Linked DNA regions of Homo sapiens: region 1 is linked to region 2. Evidence: chromatin loops called from intact Hi-C (ENCODE). Cell type or tissue: PC-9. All regions are shown on one strand. Region 1 has its middle 130 kb from the start of LINC02098. Region 2 overlaps ETS1 (ETS proto-oncogene 1, transcription factor).

Region 1 (2,500 bases), 130 kb before region 2:
CCCATAGGTATTTTGAGGAGCAGGGCAGCCTCTATCGTGGCTTCATTTATTTTGCTTTCGGAAAAGTGGAAAGAGATTTCCCTAAGCACTGGAAAGAATCTGAGATAGGAAAGAGAAAGCCAGAAGAGAAACAAACTTCAGACAGCAGCGTGGAGGAAGGAAGTGGAAACAGAGACCAGATGAATTCCGCTCCCCAACTTTCAACCCAAAACTGCCTCCTGAGCTGCGGGGTCCCAGAGGCTCCTGGGTCCTCCAGCAGGAATCAATGTGCACATTTCCATATCAAAGAAACAAGCTCCCCGCACAGGACCTCAGTGAAAGGAGATCTGCACTGAGAAGAAAGCGAAGTTAGGCGCCTCGGCAAGCATTTAGAAATAACTTTAAGCACCAGCAGCTCAGGCCTCATTTTTGTAATGCTCAATCACGGATCACCTATCGACCAACCCATCAAACTCCCCGCCCCCAGCACTTTTATTTCTCCTCTTTAGGAAGTACACTTCAGTATCTTTGGCACAGTGCATGAGCACGACTAAAGTAAAACATCGCAGAAAACATAGCTTTAGTCTACCCTTCGTGTCCTAAAAGGAAAACCAGTAGCTTCCCAGGCCACCGGAAGGGCAACACATGTCCTCTGCAGTTTCTGCACACGGGAAGGTAAAGACAGAGAGAGGACCTACTCCTCAACACAGAAACATTTCAAAATCTTTCCTCGCCTGCAACCCAAGCTGAAGTCATTCTCCCCAGAAATAACAAAAGTTGGAAGAGAAGCCGGAGACAGGATAGGTGCAGGAAGCCCACACTTTGAGGGCAGCACTCAGACACCCTCTCCTGTGTGCAGGACGTGCCGAATGTTCAGGTGCAATGAGAATGAGCCATGCTTGGCTTACGAGGGCAATCTGGCCCATCAAGTGGCCTTCGCCTCTGGGAGTAACAAAAATGCACTTCAAAATAGCTTCTGTAATCAAGCTGCATGGGTGGAGTACTCCCCAGCTGACTCCAGGAAGTTCTCTATCCAAAGCTATTCATTAGGCCAGAGCTGTGCAAATAATTAGTCACCCACTTGCTCCATAACCCTCCATGACAGCCCAGGCATTGAGTCCAGGTGGGACCATCAAGCCATGCTCTGGTGGCTCATGCATTATCATAGAAATGGGAGGCTTTATTTATTTTACTAAAAAGAACAAAAACAACAGACTGCTGTCCTTTAGACAATAGGATCACGTCATCTGAGCCCTCTGTGCCCCAGGTGACAAGCCCAGCCCCAAGTTCTCTTTCCTCAGCCTCCCCACACATGTTCTGGAGGAGATGGGCCCAGCAGGCTGCTCTGAGGCCTGGCTGTCTCATCCTGAGAATGCGTCACCGTGAAGTGCCCTTGCAGATGTTTCCTGGGCTAAGCCTGACAAGGCTGAGAGCAGAGACTTTGGCAGCAGGAGGCCAGGGGGAAACAAGAGGCAGCCCTGAACTCAGCCTTCACGGCCCTCCCTAAACACATGGGCCAGCCACAGGGAAGAAAAAAATGCCCTGTAGCACAGGAATCTAAAACATTGCTGTTGTTCTAGTTAATAAAAGGACTTAGAGATTGAAAAGAAGTACCATCTGTATGGCTGGCAACAGACAGCATGATTTTGATGACTGACTCTGGGGAGATCTGAGAAAACAGTACATAATATGTCCTTACCTCTGCTCCATCATTCATGACCCAAGCTCCTGCCCTGTCTTCTCAGGAAGATTCTTACAGTAACTCCAGTTTGGAATTCCCCTTTCATATTTGAAATAACAACAGTAATAGTGACCACTAATGCTTACCGAGTGTCCACTCTGTGCCAAGCATCGTGTTTTTATCATCTTTTTTGTTAGGCACTGTACATGGATTAATACAATTACAACCCACCACAACCCCATGAGATAAGTACTTGTACTATCCTCATTTTATGGGTGATGATACAAGAAACAGAAAGGTTCAGCAACATGCCTAAAGCCACACAGCTACTATGAGGCAAAGTCTAGGTTTGAACTCAGAAATTCTGACTTCAGACTCACTTATCTTATTATACTTCACTTAGTATCTCCCATTAATTAATTCATTCATTCTTCCTTTTATTTGTTAATTCACCAAATATTCTGGGAAGCTACTTGTCTAGACACTGTATGAAAAATGAGAATGGATACAAAGCAACCTCAGACATGAACTCAAGGTCCTTACAAGCTTAAACGTATATGATACATTTCCAAATAGCAATACTATGAGGACAGCTGATACTCACAACATAAGTCTTGGTGGTCACAGGAGATCTATCATAGGATTTCACGAAGAACCTGACACTGAAAACCAGAACTTGAGGGAAATAAAACCAAAATAGAAAGCATTGCTCACAGAAGCACGTTCAAGCGTAGCCCAGCAGAATGCATGTTTATAGACAGCAATTTTCTAGATTGGTAATTATGACATATGCATGAGTAGCACCATGAGTGATAAGAACAAGACTGGCAGGTTATGGCC
Region 2 (2,500 bases):
TAGGTGCAGAGCTCTCTAACTCTTTTTTTTTTCTGTTTACACCCAAGGAAAGAGGGAGGATAGATAGGAAAAGCAGATACCTAAAGAAATAATGGGAATATGAATGGGAAGAAATCTCTCCCGTTGGCTTCATAATAGGACAGTCAACATAACAGAGATGTCAGTTCCTGGCTCCCTCCCCCGATTCCTGTAGAGAAACCCCACAGGCGCACTCCAGCCTAACTGGTGCACACAGGGCTCACCCTTCAGAAAGCCCACATTTTTGTACCAAGTGAGAGGAGTTCATGATGGCCGCTGAAGCGTCCCCTCTAGCACCTTTTTGCTGACTCCTAAACTGCCTTTTTGTTGTGGGGAGCAAGAGAACTAGGAAAGACATGGAAATGTTCTTCCAGCCAGAAACACTGGGCCAGGGTGGGCGCAGTTCCTGGCTGGGCCCGTGGATGGTCTAATACAGGAGCCTGTCTCCACAGCAATGCATCACCCTCACTTCAGGTCTGGGAGGGGACTTCAGGGCCACTTGGAAACCCAAAGCTTAGAGGCAGCTCTGGGGTTGGAAGGCACACTGGCTACACAGATCCACCAGCGACACCCACATCCAGGCCCATCAGAAGTTCTCACACCCAAGATTGGTGCAGACAATGAATGAGTCCAGCACTCCCAGTTACGACTCTTCTAGAGGGTGTTTCTGTGTGCTTAGCGGAGGTCTGCCCAAATCCACAGGGCTCCAGGACCCCATCCCTTGCCCTTGCTCCAACATATCCTAAACTTGTAAAGCCTCTTCCTCCATTCCCCCTGCAACTCCCCCTTATCCCTGTGCCCAGCCTCTTCCACCTACCCAAATGGACTGTGGTCTCAGTGACCTTTGTCCCCTAGAGCAGAAAACGGTACTAATAATAGCGCCAGTCATGGGAAGGGGAGCTCACATGTTCAATGTGACTCATAATGGTGTCCCTGTCTGGGATCTCCAAGGCAGTCAACAGCACCCTTCACGATGCTGCCCGGGAGTGTCACACATCAGGAATCCAGTGGCATCACTGGGAAAGTATGCTTCTCAAGTCGAAGCTCTGAGCCACAACAACAGAGGGGTCCCTGTTAGAAGGAGGTCTCTTTCCAGAGCCATGCGGGCGGGAGAGCACCACACACACACTCCACACACCCATCTCCCATGGCACGGAGCCTCCACACCCCCTGCTGTCTGCTCCCTCTCCACCCTCCCTCTCAGGCGGCTGCAGGGGAATTTCCTTCTACTGCTTTGTTCTTCTCAGCCTCTGGAGAAGAGGACAGTTCTTACTACACACTGACAGGTCTGATTTGAAGAACGTGCTACAAGCTCTGAAGAAGAAATACCAGGTAGGAACTTGGAGAGCTCCCAAGCCTACAAAGCAAATCACACCAAGGATGTTCACCCCCTAAGGGGACCCCCAAGGCTCCTCAAATCTAAGGCAACAATCTCACTTTTTAAAAAAAGTAAAGCTTCAAGTAAATTACTGCTCATTTGGGTCATATTTCCTTGTCTGGGAGCTGCAAGGCCCACTATCTGTCTCAATGAGGAGCTGGTTATTAAAAATCCCCTGCTATTCTGGTCCCTTGCCCTGAGGCTGAGAACTGAGCAGCATAAATACATATATAGCAATGGGCTAGGACAAGGTGTTAGTAACATGCTCTTGATGGAAATCCCTTCCATTTCCCGATTTGTCAGTATCATTCTTCTCATTTTCCAGATCTGGGAGTTGCCTGCCTGTGACAAGGACATCCTCACAGCAAGTGAACAGGGTCAGGTTGAACTTCACTTTTTCCTTCTACTCCTTCCTCATTTCCATTTCAACCACAAGTTCTCACTCTTGTCACCTGTGCTCTGCTGAGAGGAGAACACAGGAGTTTTCTTCCAAACAGAAGGAGGTCAACGCTGGGCAGGCACCTTCCCAGGCAGTCTCCTCATATTTCCATAGTACATGGCTTACACCAAGACCACCCCATTGGTTTGGTCTCTGTCCATTTCTCCCATCACTAGAATATATGCTGTAAGGACAAGGACTTTGTTTTTTCACTGCTTCAACCCAAAGCCTAGCACAGTGCCTCACCAACAAACACCAACAAACAAAAAATTCTTTGCTGTTGAATGACTGTGTCATTTGACATGTTCTCCCTGAGAACACAGACTATATCTTACTGAGCCATATATCCTCAATGCCAGGTATGATAGCTTGTCTTCAGCAGGTACTCATTAAATATTTTCTAAATTACATTACTGAAACAAACCTCCTCTGAAGAAAGGCATATGGATTAGAAAGTCCGCTCAAATGGCTTCTCTCTATTAAACAATATTTGGGGCCAAACAATATGGGTGACCCTCAGGCTGCATTTCATCAACGTGTTCCCAAAAATGAAAATGACTACCTGTCCTTTGGGAGTTAATTTGCTACTTTAAGAAGCTAATCCCTTTAGCTCTATTCTAAAAGTCAAATCAAATACCTCGGTGTGGGCAGGACACCACATTTAT

What was found. Peaks named below come from ENCODE experiments on the same cell type or tissue, not always from the same donor. Only the 100,000 strongest peaks of a DNase experiment are listed, where the experiment ranks them.
Region 1: it touches region 2 in a loop (8-fold over the local background); 13 of 110 quality-filtered maps call a loop at or near these places.

The regions. Positions count from the first base shown.
Region 1 is chr11:128,341,690-128,344,189 of GRCh38, forward strand. No RefSeq gene overlaps it. Among named protein-coding and RNA genes, the nearest start is that of LINC02098, 130 kb to the left of the region's middle. In PC-9, no CTCF peak of the experiment used is centred here; a DNase peak (open chromatin) is centred at 1,032; H3K27ac peaks cover 1,669 bases.
Region 2 is chr11:128,466,750-128,469,249 of GRCh38, forward strand. The region is part of intron 8 of ETS1 (ETS proto-oncogene 1, transcription factor); the gene reads right to left. Among named protein-coding and RNA genes, the nearest start is that of MIR6090, 54 kb to the right of the region's middle. In PC-9, no CTCF peak of the experiment used is centred here; a DNase peak (open chromatin) is centred at 1,002; H3K27ac peaks cover 2,074 bases.